Linked DNA regions of Homo sapiens: all the other regions are linked to region 3. A link is a contact called in ENCODE Hi-C or POLR2A ChIA-PET data. All regions are on one chromosome and are shown on one strand. Each heading gives the region's core, a stretch centred on a gene start or an enhancer-like site at or near the end of the contact. The rest is flanking DNA. Distances are from core to core; before and after follow the strand shown.

Region 1 (3,574 bases), core at 675-3,174, 6.7 Mb before region 3:
CACAAATACTTTTTCTATGTTTTCTTCTAAAATTTTCTTTTATAGGTTTAGCTTTTAAATTTAGGTTTATCATCCATTTTGAGTTACCTCAGGTGGCTCCTTCAGTGCTTCTGAAATCTATAAATGCATCCTCCACCAACCTCAAATCTAAGTAAACCTTGCCACCTCCTTCTCCTTCACTCCTCATTCAATTTATTGCCAAGTCCTGTCCATTTTACCACTACATTAGCACTCTTCTCTGTCACTACCCTCCTACTTTGCCTTGACTATGTGGCCAGTGGCCTCCTAACTGGCTTCCCGGCCCCAGCTTTGAGACTCCCATCAGACCACTCTTCACGTTGCTATCTAAGTAACTTAAAAACAGACATAATGGGCTGGGGGCAAGGTGGCTCACACCTGTAATCCCAGCACTTTGGGAGGCCGAGGTGGGTGGATCATGAAGTCAGGAGATTCAGACCATCCTGGCCAACATGGTGAAACCCCGTTTCTACTAAAAATACTAAAAAAATTAGCTGGGTGCAGTGGCGTGCACCTGTAGTCCCAGGTACTAGGGAGGCTGAGGCAGGAAAATCACTTGAACCCGGGAGGCAGAGATTGCAGGGAGCCGAGATCGCGCCACTGCACTCCAGTCTGCCTCTCAAAAACAAAAAACAGACATAATGATCAAGTTATTTCCCCTGCAACCCTGCTGAAAAAAACCTGAATAGCTTCTACCAAGCACTCAGATTAAAGTCCCAAATCCGGCCGGGTGTGGTGGCTCATGCCTGCAATCCCAGCACTTTGGGAGGCCGAGGCGGGCAGATCACAAGGTCAGGAGTTCCAGACCAGCCTGGCCAAGATGGCGAAACCCCATCTCTACTAAAAATACAAAAATTAGCCAGGTGCGCTGGCGTGCGCTGGTAGTCCAGCTACTCCGGAGGCTGAGACAGGAGAATCGCTTGAACCCAGGAGGCGGAGGTTGCAGTGAGCTGAGATCGAGCCATTGCACTCCAGCCTGGGTGACCTGGGTGACAGAGTGAGACTCTGTCTCAATAAATAAATAAATAAATAGGTCCCCAATCCTCACCTGTTCTCGCCTACCTCTTCCCACACTCGCAGTCTACTCCACATTCAATATTCTTTAGCGCTCCCCATTCTGGCCATGCCAAGACCTCACCCCTTGGAGCAACTAACTCCTCCCAACTCAATTCCTCAGATTCTACCCTCTTCATCCTCAACTAAATCAATTCCCCCATAAAGATTCTCTTAGTACCATATACCTCTCAGAAGATTTTTACTAATTGAAAACTTAATTTTGTCTGATTCTCCCATGAATGTTTTCCTTCTCCACCAGATCTCAAACTTCATGAGACCAGGGACTCCGTTGACCCCATATGGTACTCCCAGCTCCTTGAACACGGAAGAAGCCTCATTACATAAGTAATAAAAATAAAATAAATTAGGAAAATGGGAATTATAAAGGGATGGGCTGGTGGCTGCTTACAATCCCTTCAGTGGTAATACCTGGTGCAAAGTAATGAGTCTCTGCCCTTTTCCAAGCAGCCTGCTAGGTGGAATGAAGGAAGGCCTTGCGACTCAAATAGGGAGAACAAACGTGTGATCCAGAGCGGCGGGCAGAAATCCGACGAAACCCCATATTACTCAGGGGCGTTGCTCCTAGGGCGAGGGTGGCTCGGTTCCTAGAGCTTTTTGAGAGGAGGAGCTTACCTGGAGCAACTCAGCACTACCTGCAGCGGCGCAGCTCAACCAGCCCAGAGACCGCGTGGGAAGGCGGGCTAGGGGAGGGGCCACGCCTTCCAGGGCCCATCCCCGCCCCTGCGGCGTGCGCGCGCCCGTCCGCCCGCTCCCTTGCGCGTGCGCCGCCGGCCGGGGGCGGAGGTTGTGGGCGGTGGCGGCTGTGGCGGGGGCGCGCGCGCGCTCGCTCTCTCGCGCCGGTTCGCCCTCCCGCGCCGGGGCTGAGGCGGCGGCGGCGGTGGCGGTGACTGAGGCGGCGGCGGCTGAGGCGGCGCGGGGGGAGGGTCGGGAGGGGGGGGTGGTTGTGGGGGATGGACCGGGTGCGGCGGCCGCAGTGGAAGGAGCAGGCGCTTGAGCTCGAGCGACGGCGCTGGCGGAGACGCCGGCTGCTCCTCCCCTCCCCGCCGGTGAGTGAGCGCCCCCGCCCCGGACGCTGGCGGCGGTCGCGGCCCCCTCACGGCCCTCCGCGGTGGGTGGGGACAGTCGTGAGGGAGCGTGGCCTGGCGGCGCAGCGGACGCGGGCCTGGCCTCCCGCTCGCGGCCTGTCGGGGCTGGGACCTGCCGTCGCCCCCGTTCGAGGTTGAAGCCCCGGGCCTAGGACTCGACCCCCAGCATCCCACGGGGCCTCTTTCCTTTCCCGGCTCATTCCGCTGTCATTTTGACCTGGGGTTCCCCTCCAGCCCCTCGCCTCGTTCCCTTCCCAGCATCCCAGGGCCGAGGTGAGGGAGGGGCGTGTGAGAAGTCGGGCCGAGGCCCGAGGGACTGTTTAGGAGCCGGTTCCCGTCGGAATCTGGGGTTTTAGGAGCCCTCGATCGCCATGGCGTCCCAGAAGTTAGCCACCAGGACTCAGCCATTTCCACCTGAAACCAGTTTTGCACCTATTGTTTTGATTTTGAACTGTCTTTCGAGGGGAGGAGGGAGCCCGGCGTACTGGGGAGAATATGTAGTGGGAGGTGGGATGTGAGGAGGAGCTGGCTGGGCTTGGTCTCGGCCTCAGGATGCCCCCTGTTAACCCCTGTAGGATAGGGGAAAGAGGTGCAGCGAGTTGCACCTTCCCTAAAGGGCCAGAGATTCGTTTATAGCTTGCGAATCTCTGCTTTTTCAGCCTCGGTAAAGGGGTATCATTTGTGGTTGGTTTGGTTCGTCCCTTAACAACATTCTTGGTGAGGAATCCCCAGGTGAATCTGCCACGGAGTGAAGCAGCCCACTTGAGCTGTTGGCTACCCCCGGCCCCCGCAACGCCCGTTGGCTTTTGTGACACGTTACACGTTAGTGTTGGTAGAGCCTAGCCGTCAGAGGTACCTGTACCATAAGCATCTCTACGAAAGGTGTGAATTCCTAAATTAGCTTATTCTGTTCTTAAAAAAAAAAAATCCAGGGCATAAATATCAGATAGCTGCTTTAAAATAAAACAAAACTTTGATTTGTTCCAGGAGGTAGATACATTTTTTTCTCTGTATATTAGGAGATTGAAACTCAAATTGTGAGTAGGTGGTAGTTTTACTAGTGTCATGTGACAAAACGATGCTTATAGATGGGATTTTAACTTAATAACCCTGTCCTCTACCAACAGAGTTGGCTTGTATTTTTTTGCAATCACCCACTCTCTGGCTAGTGTAGAAAGATTAAAAAGCTGCTTCTGGTCTGTGGGTGGTAACCTTTTAATTTCTGAAGAGTTTTGAGCTGCTTATAGATTGCTGATCAGCAGCATAGGAAAATTTTAGACGTTAAAAATTCATTAGCATGTGATGTAGAACTGTTATAATTATGAGCATTGATTAAGATTTGGTATGGTGTAGGTGCTGTGTACTGTGTATAAGAATGAGATTTCTCAGAGCAT
Region 2 (3,477 bases), core at 175-2,674, 6.2 Mb before region 3:
GACATTTGAGTTTGCCACGTCTGTAACATAAGGAAAAATTAATGTAGTGGCTGAGAGCGTTGACGTTGGAGTGAGGAAGACCTGAGCTTGAAAGCTGGTTCCACCCCTCACTGTGTGACGCTGGCAAATTATCCACCCTCTCTGGGCTTCAGTTTCCTCATACATAAAATAGAGGAAATTATAGTACCTACCTTAGAGAGTGGTGAAGACACAACGAGATAAAGGATATGAAGTGCTTAGCCAGCACCTGGCACATAGTGTCAGCTACCACTAGTGCCGAACACAAAAGAGAGGACCCGTCTCCAACGTGAGCCTTGAAGGATGTTCAGGATTTCCGTGTGAGATGAGGAGAGACGGCATGCTTTACACAGAGAAAGATCTCAGAAGGGACAGAACCAAAGACAAGTAACCTGCTCCAGTGGCCAGAACAGAGGCTTCACAACAATGCTGAATGATTTTCAAAGTCAGGCCAAGACCTATCCCATAAGTAAGAATATGACAAAACAGACTGCTATGTTATAGATTTAGGCGATAACAATGGAATAGGACATTAAATAACTGAATCAAAAGGTGACAAAGTCATTCCCCTTCAGTTCTTTTTCAGACTTCCCAATTAGGAGAGCTTGTGTTTGGTGCTCATTTTGAGCACCTTTCTGATCATACCTGCCCATCTCCAGTTTTAGAGAAACGAGATCTCAGGTTTAAAGGCTCCCTAGCAACAATAGCTAGCTACAGCTTGTTCAGTTTTGTTTCTCCCTACTTTAAGTTTTACTTTTACACTTAGAGCAAGCGACGCTGATTTTATCTTAACATTTAGAGCAAGTGACACTGGTTTTCATAAATGGAGTAATAAAGTTTCCTTGTAAAATGTGAAATCATAATTAAAATAAATGAGACAATTTAGAGAAAAACGTCAAGAAAACAAGAGTATGGGTACTATGTGGATGTGGCAAGAACTGTGAAGCTTGAGCAGCTTCGTGCTGTCTCGTGGGTGTGAGATGAATCCAAGGCAGCGACAGGGCCAGACCGTGAGGGAAGAGCCGCCTCCACCCGCCACCACCTCAGGCGCGGCACCTCCCTTTGCCGCTCTCCAACCCTCGGGAGTTTCTCCAACCGCCAAGGGGCGGGAGGGCGACCCTGCAGTCTCCCAGGCCGGGGTTCAGTGCCCTCGGCCCAGGCAGCAAGCCCGCTGCCCCCCTCAAACACGCTGCAGCGGCTCGCGCACTCCCCGCGAGGACTCGACCTCCTGCTCTTCGCGAACCGCCCCGCTCCTCACCAGTGCTCGGCTTTATCTCTCCACGTCAACACGGCCCTCATCACGGCTTCCCTTACGGCTCGGGCTCCTCCTACCCGCCTCAGCGTCTGTCTCAGCAACCGCCTCACTAACGGTCGCCACTCCACAAGCCACTTTGGCTACCTGCGTTACCCCTGGCAACGTACATGCGCGGTAAGCTGAGTGCGAGGGCGCCTTGCTCCGAGCGCGCATGTCCGAAAGGGAAAGCCAGAAAAGCAGCAAAAGCAATGGTGGCACTGGAGCCCCTAAGGCGCCAGCGCAACCAGAGCGCGAGCGATTGGTCGGGGCGTGTGGGGGCGGTGCGTCTTCCTCGAGAATGGATTTGATTGGTGGAGCGTGGAAATGGCGGCTGTAGCCGAGGGGGCGGCCGGAAAGCAGCGGCGGCGTCTGGGGCGCTTTCGCAACATTCAGACCTCGGTTGCAGCCCGGTGCCGTGAGCTGAAGAGGTTTCACATCTTACTCCGCCCCACACCCTGGGCGTTGCGGCGCTGGGCTCGTTGCTGCAGCCGGACCCTGCTCGATGGGCACGACTGGGCTGGAGAGTCTGAGTCTGGGGGACCGCGGAGCTGCCCCCACCGTCACCTCTAGTGAGCGCCTAGTCCCAGACCCGCCGAATGACCTCCGGTAAGTTACTGTCCCCTTTTGGGCCTCAGTTTCACCACCTGTAAAATGGTATCGGGAGAGTGGACAGTGTGTGGGCCTTTCTAACCTTTGACAGAGGGTCGGCAGAAACCTCGAAGCCCACGGGTTTAGTTACTAGGGTCTGGAGCCCAGGTGCTCTTCCTGTGCGATCAGCCCTGGGGTGCGCTCGACTTCCTCATCTAAGATGACTAGGGAGACTGGGGGGGAGCCGGGAGGTTTTGTGAAAGAGGTCCCCTTGGGGTTGGAGGATCCTAGGAAGTCATTAGACTACGTGTGTGATAGGAGGTTAAGATTTACCTACTTTTTTCAAAATTTAATACTAAGAACTACTTTGAAAGAGGCATCACCTTCTTTTTACAGAGTCTTTTACCGAGACTTTGAGATGTTAAGTAACTTGCTGCTAAACTTACAGCTGGTAGAGCTGGAATTTGAGCCCCAGTCTCTTAAGAGTTTGTGCTGATTCCACCAGGCTTCAGTATTTTTATCTCTAAAATTGTAAACAATATCATTTCATAAGATCCATCCAGCTCCTCAAAATTATTTTACCCCAAATTACATCAGAAAACCTTGATTCTAATTCTAGTTCTTGCAGTTTCCCTATTTGTAGAAAAGAACTTGGGTTAAATGATCTCTCTAGACCCATCCACCTTTTACAATCTGTGGTTTAGTGATTAGGATACACTTTACTGAAATTTTTTTTTTAATTTTAAAAGTATGTTTTCATCATAGAAGACACATTGGAACTTTAATGAAGTTTTAGTTTAGTGGGTTTTTTTTTGAGATGAGGTCTCGCTCTGTCACCCAGGCTGGAGTGCAGTGGCACAATCATAGCTCCCTGAAGCCTTGACCTGCCGGACTTAAGCAGTCCTCCTACCCCGGCCTCCTTAGTAGCTGGGACCACAGGTATGCTCCACCACGCCCGGTTGCTTGTTTTTTTTTGTTTTTTTGGGTTTTTTTTTTCATTTTTTGCAAAGACGAGGATCTCACTGTGCTCTCCAGGCTGGTCTCAAACTCTTGGGATCAGGTGATCTTCCCACTTCCTCCTCCCAAAGTGCTAGCATTACAGGAATGAGCCACCTTGCCTTGCCAGCTTTTTTCAATAACAGTATGGGGGAGAAGTATTAGACCAAGATTTGGTAGACTTGGGTTCTCGTGTCTGTTCTGCAAGTAATTTAACCTGTCACTCAATTTTATCAATAAATTGAGAGTAAACCTTATTGTACCTACAAGGTTACCATGAGGATCAAGAATGAAGAAGATTCAAAAATTCTGTATCAAATTATTTACCTTCTGGAGGATTACATCTGATGAAAGTGATACACACTCTCTCCCAGAAATTTTACATTATGTAAAACTTTTACCTCATTTATTTGCAGAGAAGACAGTGTAACTCACTGATTTATTTAAGCATTTTCTGGTGCTTAAGAGCTTAGCTATTGGTTCATATTCTCAAATTTATGGTAAGTGCCCCCAGAAATCTTTATAATAGCCCTACTCAGTGATTAATCCGAAAAGTTTCTAGCTTGACTTTTTTGTTGTGC
Region 3 (3,286 bases), core at 621-3,120:
TGGGTAGGTAAAACCACCATTTTACAGATGAGGAAACTAAGGCTCACTTTCTCAATGTCACACTGCTAGTATATAGCAGAACTGGTACTTCGGTCTAAGTTTCTAGTATCTCTACATCACTATGCTTCATCAGTCTCCCAAAACCAACAAGACACAAGAAACCAGGGATATAGAAACTATCTATTCACTTGCTGCCTGGGTTCTAATCCTGGCTCCACCATCTACCAGCCATGTAAATTTGGACAAGCTTTGCCTTTCTATATCTCAATTTCCACATCTATATATTGTGGCTACTAATAGCATCTATCTCATAGGCTTGTTTTAAAGATGACAATAGTATCTATCTCATAGGATCATGTAAAGTGCCTGAAACATTGCCTTGTAACATGCTAAAAGCACTACATTAAATATTTGCTGTATTATTTATTGATTACTCTCCATGGACCACGCACTTTATACACATTACCTCATTTAAGCGTTCCAAAAACCTGTGAGATAGGTATTATTAGTTCCATTTTACCTTTGAGGAAATTCAAGCCCAGAAAGCTTGAGGAATTTTTTTTAATCCCTAAACGAGTAGGTGACAAAGTAGGGATTTAAACTCAGGCCCAATTCTAACAACTCTGTGAGACACTCAAGGAAGGTCACAGGCACCCCTGTGATAAGACCTAGGCCTCTTTCATATACCAACATAAGATATACTTCGATTTTAACCAGTTGCACGCAAAAAAAAAAAAAAAAAAAAAAAAAAAAAAAAAAGGCACTAAACAGATGTGATGGTTTTCAACATAGGAAATACCCGAATGTCCCATTACTTTAGGATATGGTCACAGGTGTCAGAGTCAAATACTGAATGAACCTTAATATATCAGAAATTGTAGGTACCGTTTAAGGCATTGCCTGATTCCTTACAATCTTAGCATGTAAGCAAATATCAGTAACATGGAAAGTGATTCAGAGTTTGAAAAGTGGCTGTTCCCCTGACTGAAGATCCCAACATCTCCAGTCTGGTGGCTGATACTTTTGCTCTGGGCTAGGCTTTGCCTTGGCTGAATAGGCATAGGAGGGACTGGTTCTCAAGCTCGCCCCCTGCCCCAGGTGGATGATCCAGGAAACTAAGCAGCAGGGAAAAATTATCTTAAGCTGTCTTCACTGGCAGAGAGATTCAAGCCAGCTGGGGCTTGTCCTTTTCTTTTGGAAGCCTCCTCCACTTGCCGAGCCAATTGCTCAGGTCTCCCTTCTGCCACATCGTTCCCAAAGTGACTCTTGAGACAGGGTCTCAAGAGATTTCCGTGAGCCAACGCGGGCAAATATCTGGGCTCAGGGCTCACTCCATCCCCACAAAACGTAAAGTAAGACACTGGTTCAAGTCCCATTCTGCCTAAAAGAAATAGGAAATGCCACCTCAAGCTCTCATGGGCCACCTACACAGGTAGATCACCGTGTTTCTGACACCTGGGCGCCAGGGAATCCCCACCACCATGCTGACAGCCAAGTGCGACTGTCCCTCCCCTTCAAACACTCCTTTCCTGGCTGCCCAACACCCGAGGCGGCTCAGACGAGGCGCAACCGCCGCCCGCCTGGCCCCAGAGAACCCTCAAGTCGAAGGGGACGGGGTCCCCGCTTGCCCGTCCCTCCAGAGCTCCGCGGCCCCGACTCCCATCCCAAAGGCACGGACTTGGCTCCTGCCCGTGGGGTAGGTCTTCAATCCCGAGGGCGAAGGCCGAGGCTGTGGCGAGAGGCAGGGAGCGGGAGGGGAGAGGCCGGCAGGGATTCGAACGACCCCTAAGAAAGGAAGAAGAGGACTGGGAGGGGCCGGGGAGTACCTGTCGAGACGGGACCCGCCGCTCCGAGTGACGCGCCCCGAAGTGCATTGTGGGGCCTGGGAGGGACCTTTCGGCGACGCTGCGGCGCGTCCAACGTGGCTCGCGCCCGCGGAATCAAACCACGCCCCCGTTCCCTCAGCTCACCCAGGCCAATCGGGTTCTGCAGGAAGGACACAACAACCCCCCAGCTCCCGGGGCCCTCCTTAGTCCCACCCGCTCCAGGAGAGATTGGCAGCTTCTCTCGCACCTGCGCCAGAAAAGTACAGCATCCTCTGATGACAGAACTACGTTGACTTCAGAAATAGGGCCAATCTCTTCCGCTCGCCGCCCTGTTTCTGCAGGCATTTTGTCTCTCACACGCGGCCCTACAGCAGACACTTATAAAGGGGACAGGGAGAAAAGCCCCCTCTGGGTGAGCAAGGAGAAGACCTGGCCCCGTCTATTCCCACACACAAGAAGGAAACTAACCATGGCAGAGAAGTGCCAGATGCTGACCCTGCGACCCCTTCCAGCCTTCGCATCGGTCATGCATTATTAAACAGGCATTTCCTGACTGTTTACCATGTGCCAAGCACCGTGTTAAGCACGGGGTTACAGGAGTGGACATAACACTTGATGGAATTTAAGGAGTAATTGGAGCAAGAGATATTAAAGCATAAATAGTTACAGAACTACAAATTGTCAGTATTGGGAGGGAAAATTAGTGGGTGCAATGATCAATTAATTTTGGACTATCAGGGAAAAGACTTCTGAATAAGTGCCTTTTAAGCGGCAGGCATATTGAAGAGCCTTAGAGAATGTTCCCCGCCAAGGAAATATTGTGTGAGGTTGTCGGGGCATGAAAGAACTTCTTGTGCTCTAGGAACTAAAAGGGAGTCAGTGTGGATGGAGTGTAGGGAGCAAGGAGAAACTTTGCCCGTTGACCTTAAGATATCTTCCAAAATACAGCCTGAAATCTGTAATGTGGCCAATAAGAGTCAGCATGGTCTGGCCCTTGTCTCATCTCAGCCCAAGGTCAATGGGCAGCTAATAAAGACTATTAAGTAGGATCCTATTTGCATATTTAAGAATCACTCAGGCTGTTTGTGGAGAATAGTGTGGAAAAGGGCAAGAAGGGCTGCTGGAAAGCCATTTGGAGGCAGTTGCGTCAGGCAAAGCCAGAAATGATGGGGCTTGAACTAGTGTAATGGGAGTTAGAGACAGAAAGAGGTAGATAATTTCAAGATATGTATAAATTAGAAATGGTATCCAAGGGACTTCATAACGGATTGGTTTGCCGGGAAGGGTCAACAAAAAGGAATATTAAGGATGACTCCTTAAGTAACTAGATGGATTAAGAAGCCATTTACTGACTCATGGAACACAGAAAGAGGAGCAAATGGTTTGGAATATGTTAAATTTGAAATGCCTATAAATGGAGATGTCAAGTAGATTTGGATATGTAGGTCTAGAGTTCAGAA
Region 4 (3,381 bases), core at 848-3,347, 7.7 Mb before region 3:
TCTGGTACCATTCTGAAAACAAGCTCATAAACATACATTAAATGTTAGAAGTTATTTAAGATGTTTCTACCAAGAAACAAGTATATGAATGCATTTAACATTCTTTGTCTCATGTGCAGAATGGATTTGCCTTTCTTAAATCAATAAACTTAAAAGAGAGGAAAAAGGCTCAGAAAAGTGACTTTCCTTATCACCAAAAACATCACTGCTTTCAAATGTTTCTCAAGACCCAATTAGACAGTATAACTCCTCTGCAGTTATACACTTTAGTATTTCAGAAAATGTCTTCCGCCAATTATCCATCCAGAGTAAAATTTGTCAATATAATCATGCCTCTCATCATATTCCCTACATAGCCCAGAGGTCTCAGAGAGCAAAACACATTACTGCATCTATAAGAAACACCCATTTCAAAATTACTAGTCCTAGTCAGACAATCAAGCTTACATTCTCAACAATGGAAAAACAAATTAGAAGCAGCCAGCAAGACTGCAGCTCCTTTATACCAGACACATATTTTTTAAAACAAATTATACCAGAGGAAAAAACTGTCATTTGTTAAGTATCTTTTATAGTATTTTGCAGCCCGGTTAAAGGCAGAAGAAAAAAAAATGATCACGCACAAGTCAGAAGTCAGTCCAAAGAATAAGTGTTGTTTCAGGAGGGGGAAAAAAAATCACTTATTCACAGTTGTTCAACAATTTTAAAAATAATCAGTGCTGTGTAGGAAAAGCATTAAATATTTTAACGAGGCCAAAGGGATCATGTAACATGTGAATGACGATCTAATGTGTCCAAAGTGTACAGTGAACAAACAGGTTCCGCTGTCAGCCTCCTAAATGATGTTTTGAAATAGGGTGGAACTTTAAGAAAAGCACTCATCTCATAACATTTCATTAAATTCACTGGGTTTTTTTTGTGAATTGAAAAATAATGAGTTTTTTCCCCAATGCTAGACATAATAAAACATGGCTTGCTTTCTTATAAATGAATCCTGCCACACACCACATCGAGGCTTGAAACGCCAATATACAGAGATGCAGCCCCATCCCCTTGTCCCCCATTTCCACTTCCCCTCGAGTAATTCCTTTCAAATAGCTATTTAAACATGCACAGACGCTATCTGAAATGAAAACTTCCCTCTCATTCCCTAAGCTGAAGAGAGCAGGAATTCCTCAAGAAAGCTGAATCAAGCTCAGTCACCCACAGAACCTCAATCTCTCAAATGCCCCATGTTACCAAAATAAAAGCTGGATACCCTAAGTAAGCAAATCCTTGGACACTTCACATACACAGTAAATAAATAAGCTCACGAAAATAAAAAGGTGGAAAAACAAAGACAACTTAAAAGCAAACCACCACACCCTCAACTCCGCGTTGCAACCGGTCGGCCAGGGGCCTTTACCTTCATTTTCCATCGAAACTGCACTCGGGTTGATGGCTACAAAGTCTTTAGTGTCAGCCACGGCCACACTGGGAATAGAGAGGAGAGGAGGAGGACAAGGAAGAGAAGCCCCCGGAATCCCAGGCTGTCACCCCCGCTCCCGGCCACGCGTCCCACGGCTGCTCCCACCACCCCTAGCAGCAGCATCTGCAAGAGAAACCAGGAGAAGCGGCGCTGACGAGAGGCTGAGGAAGGAGTTCCCCGCCCAGCCACTATCTCGGGAGCCCCCCTCCCCAAGATCCCGCACCCGCCCCGTCGTGTGCCCGCAACGTCCCCAGCTCACGCCAGCGGGGCGGCGCCCTAGAGATGCCCCCCCATCCAGGGGATACCCGAACCTCCCCTTCCTTCAGAACCTGGAAGTTTCTAGAAATGGGGGCAGGAGGTAATACTGGTACCCACCCAAAGCCCCGGACAGCCCTCCTCCAGGCTGCGGGGTCTCAGCCGCGGGGCTCGCGGGGGCGCCCCGCGCGCCTCGGGAGAAGAGGAGCTGCTCGCGGGGCAGCGGTGCGAGGCGGGAGCCTGCTCCCGGCGTGAGAAGAAGCGAGCGGGAGGGAGGAAGGGAGGGAGAGAGGGCGGGCGGGGAGGGGAGAGAAGAGGAGGTGAGGGGACCCGTCACGGTCCGCCGGGCCGGCTCCGCGAGGCCGTGCTGGTCTGCTCCCGCCTCCGACTCCTGCGCTCCGCCCCTCCCCGCCGCCGGCCGCCCAGTCGCGCCCCGCACTCCTGGGCCAGCCGCGAACCCAGCTTTGTCACTATTACTTCCGCTGAGAGAGGTGCGCGCAGGCGCATTCGTGTTCACGGGCTGGGAAGGCGGAAGTGAAGTGAAGGCCGAGACTTCGGCCCGGAATGGACAATGTTTGGGTTTGGATCCGTCCGGTAGGAGGTCGCTCGGGGTTGGTGGCCCGCCTTGTTCTTGCTGGCGCCTCCCTTACCCCAGGGACGGTGTCCGCCCGTTTATATGCACCCCCTGAACGCGAGGGTCGGAGATTCGCCCACGCCCCGTGTCGGCCACGCATTCCCGTGGGGCGGCCGCGGGGTCGGCCCAAGCTGAGAGTCATGGCCGCTGTCCCCGAGGCGTTTAAGCGCTCTCTACAAAGTCTGTAGGGGAAGCTGCTCCCGTCGGGGTGGCAGTCACAATCTCAGCAGGCAACGTTGAGGCCCACGGAAGGAAGGGGCGAGGTGTCCATGCTCCTGCCAGGGACTGGAGCACCGTGAGCAGCCTCCCGAGTCTCGCACTCTCACTTGCAAAACCCTGCACTGACTGCTTGGTTCTTGGGGGAGCCGGTAATCGCGGGGCGACTTCCCAAAATTCTTTAAGGGGTGTGCTTAGTTACCATGTGTAATGAGAGAGCAAGGTTCAGCCTCAGAGAGCTCCAGGGAGAGCTAATCTTTTTCATTCGTTTGTGGTATATGGAACTGGGGAGAGGCTGGAACAGCAATTAGAAACCAGTCGTACAGCTGTCGAAGCCAATGAACGAGCACTTCTTTTAGCAGCTGTACCTTTGTCCAGTGTCAATGCCTTTTCACACGTAAACATTTCACTTGCTCGGCATCTTACCCAGACCCCTAATAAGTGCTTTTTAATGAACGATTGGTTTTAATAAACCGTGGTGAGCCAGACATATAATGTTGAACAGAAGTCCTCTCACACCCATAACCACTAGAGGGCAGGGCTTCACCTACTGAGTTGGTGATCATCCTACAGAGAACTCAAAAGAAAATTTCCGTATATGCTAGATGTGTTTTTCTCCATCAACACTTAGACACTTTACAAATTTGCTTTTTATCTCAGGTCCTGTAACATATCGCAGTGTGCTCTCTAACCACACGTTCAACATCAGAATTAACGGACGGGGTTGCCTGTGTTTCTATATTTGTTCCCAAGTAAGTGGTACTAGACTAGGATTGAAAATTCTGGACAGCTTTCTAGATTTACCTTT

What was found. A loop is a pair of places that touch in the nucleus more often than their neighbours do. ChIA-PET counts read pairs that join two places held with the same protein, here RNA polymerase II (POLR2A). Pooled maps may share reads with other maps.
Region 1: a loop to region 3 is called in a map of CD4-positive, alpha-beta T cell, with 20 times the contacts of the local background. The contact joins the promoter of TMCC1 here to the promoter of SEC22A in region 3. A Hi-C loop is called at or near these places in 2 of 168 maps with a recorded cell type or tissue (CD4-positive, alpha-beta T cell and CD8-positive, alpha-beta T cell) and 6 of 50 pooled maps.
Region 2: a loop to region 3 is called in a map of naive thymus-derived CD4-positive, alpha-beta T cell, with 19 times the contacts of the local background. The contact joins the promoter of IFT122 here to the promoter of SEC22A in region 3. A Hi-C loop is called at or near these places in 1 of 168 maps with a recorded cell type or tissue (naive thymus-derived CD4-positive, alpha-beta T cell) and 6 of 50 pooled maps. POLR2A ChIA-PET finds 5 or more read pairs at or near these places in 1 of 52 experiments (T-cell).
Region 4: a loop to region 3 is called in a map of CD4-positive, alpha-beta T cell, with 8 times the contacts of the local background. The contact joins the promoter of ATP2C1 here to the promoter of SEC22A in region 3. A Hi-C loop is called at or near these places in 2 of 168 maps with a recorded cell type or tissue (CD4-positive, alpha-beta T cell and CD4-positive, alpha-beta memory T cell) and 5 of 50 pooled maps.

The regions. Positions count from the first base shown.
Region 1 is chr3:129,892,061-129,895,634 of GRCh38, reverse strand. It overlaps TMCC1 (transmembrane and coiled-coil domain family 1), which reads left to right and starts at 1,924. Exons shown (of 7, transcript NM_001017395.5): 1 at 1,924-2,141. TMCC1-DT (TMCC1 divergent transcript) reads right to left here and starts at 1,764. Exons shown (of 3, transcript NR_037893.1): 1 at 1,708-1,764. RefSeq lists a silencer at 1,667-2,396 and enhancers at 1,758-2,549, 2,550-3,342.
Region 2 is chr3:129,438,171-129,441,647 of GRCh38, reverse strand. It overlaps IFT122 (intraflagellar transport 122), which reads right to left and starts at 1,424. Exons shown (of 30, transcript NM_052989.3): 1 at 1,277-1,424. The coding sequence starts at 1,317. MBD4 (methyl-CpG binding domain 4, DNA glycosylase) reads left to right here and starts at 1,700. Exons shown (of 8, transcript NM_001276270.2): 1 at 1,700-1,918. The coding sequence starts at 1,815. RefSeq lists enhancers at 421-470, 871-920, 951-1,000, 1,151-1,360, 1,561-1,700 and 1 more.
Region 3 is chr3:123,200,527-123,203,812 of GRCh38, reverse strand. It overlaps SEC22A (SEC22 homolog A, vesicle trafficking protein), which reads right to left and starts at 1,870. Exons shown (of 7, transcript NM_012430.5): 1 at 1,827-1,870. RefSeq lists enhancers at 1,784-1,833, 2,074-2,153, 2,164-2,313.
Region 4 is chr3:130,892,800-130,896,180 of GRCh38, reverse strand. It overlaps ATP2C1 (ATPase secretory pathway Ca2+ transporting 1), which reads right to left and starts at 2,097. Exons shown (of 28, transcript NM_001378687.1): 1 at 1,844-2,097; 2 at 1,406-1,591. The coding sequence starts at 1,411. It overlaps LOC107986023 (a long non-coding RNA gene), which reads left to right and starts at 2,260. Exons shown (of 3, transcript XR_001740492.2): 1 at 2,260-3,325. RefSeq lists a silencer at 1,843-2,232 and an enhancer at 2,323-2,542.